Linked DNA regions of Homo sapiens: all the other regions are linked to region 1. The links are chromatin loops, found by intact Hi-C in ENCODE. Cell type or tissue: PC-3. All regions are shown on one strand.

Region 1 (2,500 bases):
TCTGTGTGTCAGGGATTACATAAAGCCAGAGGAAAACGTGGTGCGTCTTCCTAAAACATCAATTTTATGCAAAGGTTAGGGGTATGAGATAAAAAATTAGGAAGGCATATACTTTTTGTTTTAATACTAACAGAAAATATTAAAAAATTAAAATCTTACATGCATTTTTAAGGTCAACCAAAACTTCAAAGGGGCTTTCAAAGCGACACTTCTAGTTGCACCTCCAGACAAACTAGGGGTACAAATTTGTTTTCCTCCATTGTTAATGTTACTTTTTAAAATGTGAGAAGCATTGGTGGAAGACACAAGAAACCACCAAAGAAGTTTAAGCAGGAAGTATCATGGTTAAAAGGGGAAGACTATTTTTTGTTTTGTTTTCTGAATTTGGGGGTTTTTTTTTGGAGGGTTGGGAGGAGTGGGCGGTAGTAAGCAGTATCCATGTTAATTAAGCTTGAAGCAGTCCTCGGCCAGGAGACAGTTGAAATAGTCCAAGTGGACCAGGCAACGTGGCTCACACCTGTAATCCCAGCACTTTGGGAGGCTGAGGTGGGAGGATCACTTGAGCCCAGGAGTTCGAGACCAACCTGGGCAACACAGTAAGACTCTGTCTCTACAAAAAGATAAATTAGCCAGGTGTAGTGGCACACACTTGTAGTTCCTGCTACTGAGGAGGCTGACATGAGAGGATTGCTTGAGCCCTGAAGTCAAGGCTGCAAGAAGCCATGATCTTGCCACTGCACTCTCACCTGGGCAACAAAGCAAAACCCTACCTCAAAAAGAAAAAAAAAAAAAAGTCCAAGTAGAGATAAGGAAGACATAGACTACAAGGGGAATAGGATAAAATCTGTAATTTGGAAGTTATTAAGGAGACAGTTATGGGCACAACTTCGTAGGGCTTAGAAATAAGCCTAGTACATATAGTATGACCTCAGATTTCTTATTTGAATATCTGGTATATTTGTTGGTCCCACTGCCCTCTACCATCTAAATTATGCTCCTTAGATGGTTCCAACAACACTCATCATAACAATTATTGTAGTGTATTGTAACATTTTGTTTGTCTATCTTCCATACTTAGCAATGAGACCTCAGGGCAAAAATTACCTCTGATTCAACTTTGCATCATCAACTCCTTGTACACAGGAAGTCATAAAATAAAAATTACAAAATAAGTAAAGCATCAGAATCAATACACTGCCAAGAGCAGAAAAAAACCTAAAAGCACGGAAATGCATGAACAGTTTTCTCCTATTTCCTATTCTACATATGTTCTAGTTAAGGACAGAAAGGGAATCTCTGTGACTCATCAGTATTTCTCAGACAAATGCCACAGGGGTAAAAATTTGGAAAGTATTAACTGAAACTAAATTATAGTTTGTCTCCTATATTCTGATGTAAACTAGGAGTAACATGAATGATATTCTAGGAAATCTTGCCCTAAAGCCCTAAGCTCATAGCTGCTGTTTGGTTCAAATGCTTAGGAACAGTCTATTAAAAATATCTTTGAAACAAAATATAACTTTATCAAACAAGACATTTCAGTGTCTCAATTGATGACCAGAAAATGTCAAACATTCTAGCCTGTGTGTGGGTGTGTGTGGACAATAAAAAAAAATGCACTAAAATACTGCAAAATCTGGAACTGCATTTAGATAAAATTTTCATAGTGGCTTGATACAGTCTATATATTAATATAACTTGGAATTATCACCAAAAACTGAGGAAAGAGGTAAATAAGAGTAAGAAACTGTCAGATCAGTATGTATTTCCATCTCAAACACCAATCCCTCCAGATTCCACAAAATAAATTACTCCATACACCGTTAGTTTTAAACAGGAAATTTTTAGCTTCTTAGTACTCTGTGTTATGTTTCTGAACAACTTCTGCAGTACCAGAAAGTTGCATATGATTTCTTCAAACTAACAAGTCAAATAGCCTGTTCTCTCTCAGTGAAATGTGAGAGCCAGTCACTTGGGAACTCACAGCTGATGACATCTTAAAATCAAGTTCTAGTCCAGGTCAAATACACTAATGGTTTAACCAAGCCAAAAACTAAATTCAAGAGAAACTGTAGGCTACTACTTAAACTGGAAGTGAATATCCTGTTGTCATTTACCTCCAAATACAAGACAGCATGATTGATTTTGCCCAAAAAAACGCAAGGGCATTTATACATTTTAAAAAGAAACTATATGGCATCAAAATAGACATGGCTCTATTTTGTAAAACACATTTCTGTATTAATAATTAAATCCCCAAAAGACCACAGCTTTAGGCCACAGGTATATAGCCAGAAAGAGCACATGAATGACACCTTTGTGAGTCAAATGGTATCTTCCCAGTAACACTAAAACTTTATACTTGCTTTATTTTCATTTTAATTGATTTCCAGTTGGCAGAAGTTCCTACCACTTACATCAAGATTTTTCCATCCTCCAGCTTAACTGTTAAATGGTAAGCAATCCATAAGACACTGTGAAGTATAAAAATATACTATTT
Region 2 (2,500 bases), 110 kb before region 1:
AAAATTGATGGCTTGTCTGTTAATGAATGTTAAACTGCATATCCTTTGAAATATGAACCAGTTTAGTAAAAAGGCTATTTCAACTAAGAAGAGTAATTCCTGGCAATGCAGAAGTAAATTGCCTTTCTAGAAAGCTGACTATACTAATCAATCCTTTAAATCACAGTTTATTGTACTTTAACAAATCACTCTTCATAATTAAGAGACATGTTTTATGAGACGAACTACAAAAACAATACAGCAAAATCACAATCCTTTATAAATTTTTCATCTGAGAACATAGGTGTGTGATCAGTGAGCATAGTGGTGGTCCCACAAATACAAGAATACACAGACTATCACATTTGTGTCCATTTTTTAAAATTAAAAAAATAACAATTTTATAGCCCTCCTTTCACTAATTAGTTAATTCATGGATAGGTATATTTAGTAAAACAATGCCCTAGAGGACAAAGAAAGCAGTTCATATGAGAGAGTTTAGTAAAACAGCTTTGGAGCCCTTCTGAAAATTACTTGATAAAAGTACTAACATTCCGTCAGTTGTTGAGACAGATGCTACTGCCAATCAGCTGCATTTGCTGAAGCACATTCTAAAGATTACTAATTAATCCCCACACTGAAACCAATGGTTGCCTGTCATTTTGCTATGATCACCATTTTTTAAAAAATAGTCACCAAAAAGAAACGAGAAAAGAGTCATGAAGTACAGCTCTAGATAAAATATAACCCCAGGTAAGCTATGCATCTACTTAGTTATATCTTTTCAGGTATTCTTTATATGAAACTCAATGCACTGGCTGGAGTCCTGGGATCTTACAGCCTCTCCACATTCTATTTCTCATTTATTTCTATTTATCACAAATGTATAAAAGTATTTTTGAGATATTTAGGAAAAAGAATCATACTGTATAAGACTGCATTTTCTTTGTTGTTGTTGTTGTTGTTGTTAAATTTCGAATCTTTCGATCACAAACTCAAGATAAATATGACTTGTAGAGACATTTTCCAGATTACACCCATATTTTTATTAAAACTCATCCACACTCCCCTGCCTTTACTCCCACCATGCACATATCCCTGCACACTTTGTTCTACCACCATCATATCCTACCTTCATTATGTGAACACTCTAAAGAATTTAACAAATATTAAAATAGTCAACGCTTCCAAATCTTGGCAATTATAAAATATCCTGAAGATCCTTAAAACTATACTAGCACAAGATGCCAAAGAAATTATTTTTAATCTGTATGAAAACATATTAACATATGTAGATAAAGATAAAAATATATTTGAAGGTTCTTATGATTTTCCATCTTTTTAATGTTTTAAGTTAACATTGATTTTTGAATCTCAAGTAACTCTATGATCTACCATGTTTCTAAAGTTGCTTTCATTCAACTGTACATGCCCTGACCTCCACAATGACCTCTACAAAAGCAGTTGTGCACTTTACTGTGGTGCAAATCCTCACGGACAAGTTGAACCTGTTCTTTTTGGCACTGAGCCCTTGTGCTGAACACACAGCTGAGATTTATTATAAAAGGGGAACTAAGGGGCATTATTTCACAACATTTATCCTTCACATACAGCCAAGTATAATCTTTTACAACCTTTGAGAGCTCTTAAATAAACAGATTTTCTCTTAATTGCACAAAGAGTTTTTTATTTGTCACCAATCGTATGGCATATTCAGATTTATTTTACATTAGGAAAAAGCTAGCACACAAAGCATATGTGCTAACAGTTATAAAAATTACTCTCCTTGCTTAATATTTATTTAAAAATCATAAGACTTTTAATCTTCAGATCTGAGGATAATTACTTGCCTTGCTGTCTTTAGCAAGAGCAAAGTAATAAAATAATTAGTAAAAACCTGCCTTCAAAGATCTGTATTTTAAACGGTAGGTTACAAAAAGCCCAACTTGCTACAACACTCTCATAGGTCTTTATTTTTATACTGTCTTGTGTTTTCTTTTTAATTTCAAAGTTCAATTGTAATTCGGGCATTCCCATAACATTTTAAAAACACTTCTCATTCTAACAACTTTGAACTGGACTCTGATATACAAGACTGCTGCCCAGCAACTTTCTCAACTCAACACATCTGATATCATGTGGGAGGGAGGAATTTCATGAGTTCTAAGAAATATCTCTAATAACAGGAATTACCACACCATTTAAGTTAATTCTTCAAGATTTGCTAATTGATCTAGCATCAAGACTTGCCTTGTTGAAAGCAAAAAAACAAATACAACCTCAAAAGTATTCTATCCTGAAAGTCAGGTTCAAACTAGCTTATCAGCTAATTGCTCAACATTAAGGACACTAAAATATGTTGATTCAGGTGAATATTTTCTTGCTCGAAATTCTTCTAATTTTTTCATTAATAGCAAGTGTACAGACAATTTTTAAGATGCCTGTAGACCTTTTCAAATTTTTTTAAAAAAATAATTCAATATTAAACTGATTTTTTTTAATGGTGAAAAAAACCTAATGA
Region 3 (2,500 bases), 210 kb before region 1:
AGCCTGGGTGACACAGCGAGACTCCATCTCTAAATAAATTAATGAATGAATGTTTTAATATTTTCTCCATATACTGTATCTTACATATCCTCATGGGACACATCCCACTTTAGAGACTACTATTATTAATTAGTCATTGTTGTCTGGGTGTGGTGGCGCACACCTGTGAGCCCAGCACTCTGGGAAGCCGAGGCAGGTGGATCACCTGAGGACAGGAGTTTCAGACCAGCCTGGCCAACATGGTGAAACCCCGTCTCTACTAAAAATAGAAAAAGTAGCCAGGCACAGTGGCAGGTGCCTGTAATCCAGCTACTTGGGAGGCAAGAGAATCACTTCAGTCCATGAGGCAGAGGTTGCAGTGAGCGGAGATCGCACCACTGCACTCCAGCCTGGGCAACAGAGTGAGACCCTGTTTAAAAAAAAAAAAGAAAAATAGTCGTTGTTAAACTCTTGATAGAACCTTAGGTCGCATAGGATTGAAATAGGGATTCACCACACCTACCCCATGGCCATAAAGTTATCTGCTTATTACTTTCCAAGACACAATAAAGTATCAACTGTTAAGATTCTGATGCATGAGAAATGAAGTAAATGTTAAGTTACCTCAGAAAGGTCTAAAAATTAACCTGGCTTCACAGGGAATTCAATAACTATCATACAAATAATAAGTGAGTAATATTTTTATAGGTAACTTGGAAATGAAATGTTCCATTCCTGATACAAGTTTCCAGCTAATTTTTATCCGCACACCAGATGATAATGTATCACCCTTTCCTTTCCTCAGATCCTCAAAAGAAAAGCATAGTCTTAGCTTCAATAGATGTTCACTTATGGTAAAATTCAAGCACCACAGTAGAATGTTTGTCAACCTTGAAAAGCCAAACATCATAAATGAGAATTGGTTTTCATAGCTGTAATACAAACCACTGTGCAACTAACTGTTTTGATTCATCACATTTTGGTACAGCTTGCTTCTGGGAAAGTTGAGTCATACCATATCTGGCTTGGCAATTTGAGCATAAACTTGCAGTGTGCATACAGCTTTTTATATGTTATCCTGAGAAACCTGAAACAGCTGCACTGCTGGCAGGAAAACAGAGGACCACCAGTAAAATATTCAAAACAGTTGCATCTTTTAATTTATGGCCATGTTTCCATAAAGAGTATATAAAACAGTTCAGCTTTATAGGTAAAATGTTATAAACAGTCATACTCCTTGATGCCATAAATGTGTAAAAAAAGTTTTATCTAAATGATTAGTGCTTGAAAATAGTATTTCTTGAACATAGTCATAATCCAGAGTAATGAGCAAATTTTTAAATTTGACTTATTAATGCTAAGTTGTACAATTCTCACTGCCAAAACCAAGTCAATTAAAATTTCTTTGCATAGCACTGAAGAAAATGCCCTTCCCTTCTAGCAATCATTTACATTAAACATGTCTGTGAGTATGAGTCGTTGAGAGTCCTGCTTATTTACTTTGCTGTTTTTGATCTCTAGGGCTGCACAAAACTGTTACTGTGAAGTATTTCAAACTATTTTCACCACGGCAACCTACATTAATGCCAATAAAAAATAAAACAAAGTTCATTTTTGTTATTCAATTGTGGGCTTTTATTTTTTAAGTATCTTAATGTTCTTAAAACCTTTAATTATTGTAGCATGTCGAAGTATTTTAAAGAATCTGCCACATTGAAACAGCACAATGAAAATTTAGTGTTTTCTGTACTTTTCTACCTTAATCCACATCTGTGTTTTTATTCTTTCATGACCATTACAAGTACATCACTGAACAGGATTCCTGGGGTTTCTGGCAGAAGTCAGTATCATTTCATGTATACCTTTATAAAACAGAATGAGGAAGAAGTCTTAGCCAAATTTACTTCCAAAAGTCAAGCTCAGTTGGGTTTGGGAGCCTGGAGGTAATTGCTCTGACTATTTAGCCAATCCCATGACACTATTCCTGTTTTTCATGGGTTTATTTTAAATATGTGTAAATCGTATAAGCAGAAACCAGGAAAGTAAAAACGAGGTTTGCTTATTTTGGTACCTATACCTTATTTTTACTGAAAGCAGACTAAACTCAAAGACTTAAAAAATCATACCTTTGATTATTTTCTTAATAAGGTCAAAAAAAGTATGTTTTTGAAAGCATGTCTAAGATAATTCTTGTACAAAGGACATCTTATGCCCTAATTTATGCTCTGTCTAAAGCTGCCTTCCTATCCCATCAAAATCCCTTTCAAACAGACCTTGGAGAAGAGGGAGGGAAAAGGAGCAATGGATCCTGAGAAGGGCGTAAGATACGATTAAGCATTAGAAAACCACACTTGAAGGTTTGTTCCTGAACTTTGGTTTCCTACACTGTCATTTTCTTGTGTTATATTTTGCAGCTTTTGCTCCCAAAGAAAGTGGAATAATTTACACTTAGCTTCAGAAAGACTTCAGTTTCTTAGTTCTTTAACATAGGAGTGCTTCTGAGATTACTCTTTTCCTATTT
Region 4 (2,500 bases), 50 kb before region 1:
GAAATAAGATACTTTTAAAAGAAAGCTAGGCTAGCTATGAATGGAATGAAAATGTAGTATCAATTCATTGAGAGTTTTACAGCAGGAAAGAAATGCTGATATAAAACACTATAAGACTACAAGGAGGAAGTCTCTTCTAAATACAAAATGAAAATATAAGCTATGTGATCCAAATATACTTGTATCCTTTTCACTGATTATTACAAAATCCTGATAAAGTATCTCAAACGTAATTACCTCTGCTTTCCCCTACAACTAGAAAGCCAAACTGTACTATAGAAATGATAGCTAAAGTGTATAAATTAGACAATTGCTCCTTTGCATGCATACAATTTTTTCTTTATAGAATACATTCTAATACATATAATAATAATGACTCCTGAGATATTTTCAAAACAAACTTCAACATGAGATCAACTAAAACAAACCAAAATCATATTTATATCTAGCAATGTTACTCTTTCGGTAAAACAAAAAAGGTAACTAATTGAGAAACCAAAGTTAACCTTAGTTTACAAATGTGTTCCTCTGATCTAATCATGAATTCATTTTAGTTTCTAATAAATAGTGTTTTTGTTTTATCTCCCTCTTGGTAGCTCCATCACCGTCTGTCTGGGTTTTCTCTCTCCTTTAGAGAAATTAATGTCCAAGGATAAAAATGAGCCTCCAGTGTTTTGTGACCACTGTCCAAATGCTCACTTACCAGAAGATTATACAGGCAGATAAAACTAGCGTTAACAATCACCTATCTTACGGATCCACTTCCTTAAGAAAGCACAGTCTAACATAATGCTGTCAAAGTGGTTTTTGCTACAGTAATGTGTGCCTGCCTACCTACATACCTATACAGCATATATTCATATTTCTGGTCTAAATTTCAGCTAAATTTTCTATAAATGTAACTGGTTTAAAGGAAGATGGCTTTTTAAAGTATCATGTGGAAACATTTGTTTCTAAGACAAAATAAGAAGAAAATACTTAGCAACCGACCAGCTTTAATTTATTTTTCTGAATAACATCTTTGTTTTCCTTTTGGTATATCTCCATTTTCTTTTTGGTGTTGTCCAAATCCACATTGTTGGTCAAGTTGAAAACTGCATTAGAAAGGAAACGATGACATGAAAAATATTTTTAATATAAATCTTGAGTAGACAATAAAAAACAAATACCACAGTGACTCATTTGTTAGGTTGTCATTCTTTATAGCTCTATTTGTGACCTTTTAATCAGCTACCTATTTTAGAGACTAGCTCTAGTTACGGCAAACATGTTTTCCAAGCCAAACACAAGGACAGACTGTCTGACTCGCACAAAATACCTAAATGTCAGGATCACTCCAGAAAACCTAAGATATGTGCTTAGATCTGATTTTTATAGTCCCCTCTCTAGCTTTAAAAGCATAAAAAAATTGTTTAAATTTTTTTAATATAAAGAGTAAGTCTGGAATCTACTACAAGAATCAGAATTTTAAAAAAAGAGTTAAAAAATCATATATTTTTATAATTTATATCAAACAAAAAACAGGTTTTATCCCCATTCCAATTGTCTCCAACATGAGTAGACACAGGCTTGAATTACTTCCCTTGTAGTCTAGCTCTAGAAACGTATGAAATAAAGGAGTTGGAACTTAAGAAGAAAAATAAAGGATAAACTGGCACCAAAACTTAAAGTAAAAGAATTTCTTAAGAGAACCACTGAGACATGTTTAGATACTACTAAATTTTCTGTAAATTACAACTCTCTTTTTATAATTCCAACTCAAAATAATTTGAATTATGAATGCCATATTCCCTTCTAATTTTCCATATGTAAATCAAAGTTACTATAATACTCTGAACAATTAAAAAAAGACCTTCTTGCTATATATAAACTCATATGGAGGAATCCATATCAGTAAGACTCTCCTGTTCCATAATTCAATTCAAGCCTCCTTTAGCTTCCCTTGTAATCTTTCTACATCCATTATTAGCCCTTCCACCCCTTCTCCAATTACTTACCACTGCTTCCTGCTTCTTGCCCTACAAACAAGACGGATCTACCCTAAATAACTCTGCTCTATCCCTTGGGTTTCTACAGATTGCTTCCCCATCTCACTCTTTCCTTTAATAGCTTATAAGAGTTGAAAAGTAACACCGGAGGACCAACACAGAGTTGCTTGTTTTGTTGAGTAAAGCCATCAAACAGACTCAAATGACCAGTTTGATCTATAATTTCATTTTTTTCTTCTCAAAAGGCCAACTTATTTCAGAACATCAATTTATCATAATCACTGTTGAAAATCCAGGCTCATTTAGGTATAAAGGCAAAAGTCTATTCAGTTTTATCATACGCAATTTTAAATCTGGAAGAATTGAGAGAAAATGAGAAGCAATTATCCTCTAGCAACTTCTCCAGTTTTTTAACATAAAGTGGGAAAGAAAATAAGTCAGGGAATCTGGCTAGGATGCAATGTGGGACAATCTTCATAAATCACACTCTAGTCCTGACACAAAACAGTCAG

The links. A loop is a pair of places that touch in the nucleus more often than their neighbours do. Peaks named below come from ENCODE experiments on the same cell type or tissue, not always from the same donor. Only the 100,000 strongest peaks of a DNase experiment are listed, where the experiment ranks them.
Region 2: it touches region 1 in a loop (2.0-fold over the local background); 3 of 110 quality-filtered maps call a loop at or near these places.
Region 3: it touches region 1 in a loop (5-fold over the local background); 2 of 110 quality-filtered maps call a loop at or near these places.
Region 4: it touches region 1 in a loop (4-fold over the local background); 5 of 110 quality-filtered maps call a loop at or near these places.

The regions. Positions count from the first base shown.
Region 1 is chr14:60,756,498-60,758,997 of GRCh38, reverse strand. All of the region lies in intron 1 of MNAT1 (MNAT1 component of CDK activating kinase), which reads right to left. Among named protein-coding and RNA genes, the nearest start is that of MNAT1, 23 kb to the right of the region's middle. In PC-3, no CTCF peak of the experiment used is centred here; a DNase peak (open chromatin) is centred at 1,147; H3K4me3 peaks cover 1,054 bases; H3K27ac peaks cover 2,175 bases.
Region 2 is chr14:60,861,509-60,864,008 of GRCh38, reverse strand. The region is part of intron 6 of MNAT1 (MNAT1 component of CDK activating kinase); the gene reads right to left. Among named protein-coding and RNA genes, the nearest start is that of TRMT5, 120 kb to the left of the region's middle. In PC-3, no CTCF peak of the experiment used is centred here; a DNase peak (open chromatin) is centred at 1,488.
Region 3 is chr14:60,964,061-60,966,560 of GRCh38, reverse strand. All of the region lies in intron 7 of MNAT1 (MNAT1 component of CDK activating kinase), which reads right to left. Among named protein-coding and RNA genes, the nearest start is that of TRMT5, 16 kb to the left of the region's middle. In PC-3, no CTCF peak of the experiment used is centred here; no DNase peak of the experiment used is centred here; H3K27ac peaks cover 467 bases.
Region 4 is chr14:60,806,919-60,809,418 of GRCh38, reverse strand. It overlaps MNAT1 (MNAT1 component of CDK activating kinase), which reads right to left. Exons shown (of 8, transcript NM_002431.4): 4 at 991-1,094. Among named protein-coding and RNA genes, the nearest start is that of MNAT1, 73 kb to the right of the region's middle. In PC-3, no CTCF peak of the experiment used is centred here; a DNase peak (open chromatin) is centred at 1,248; H3K27ac peaks cover 366 bases.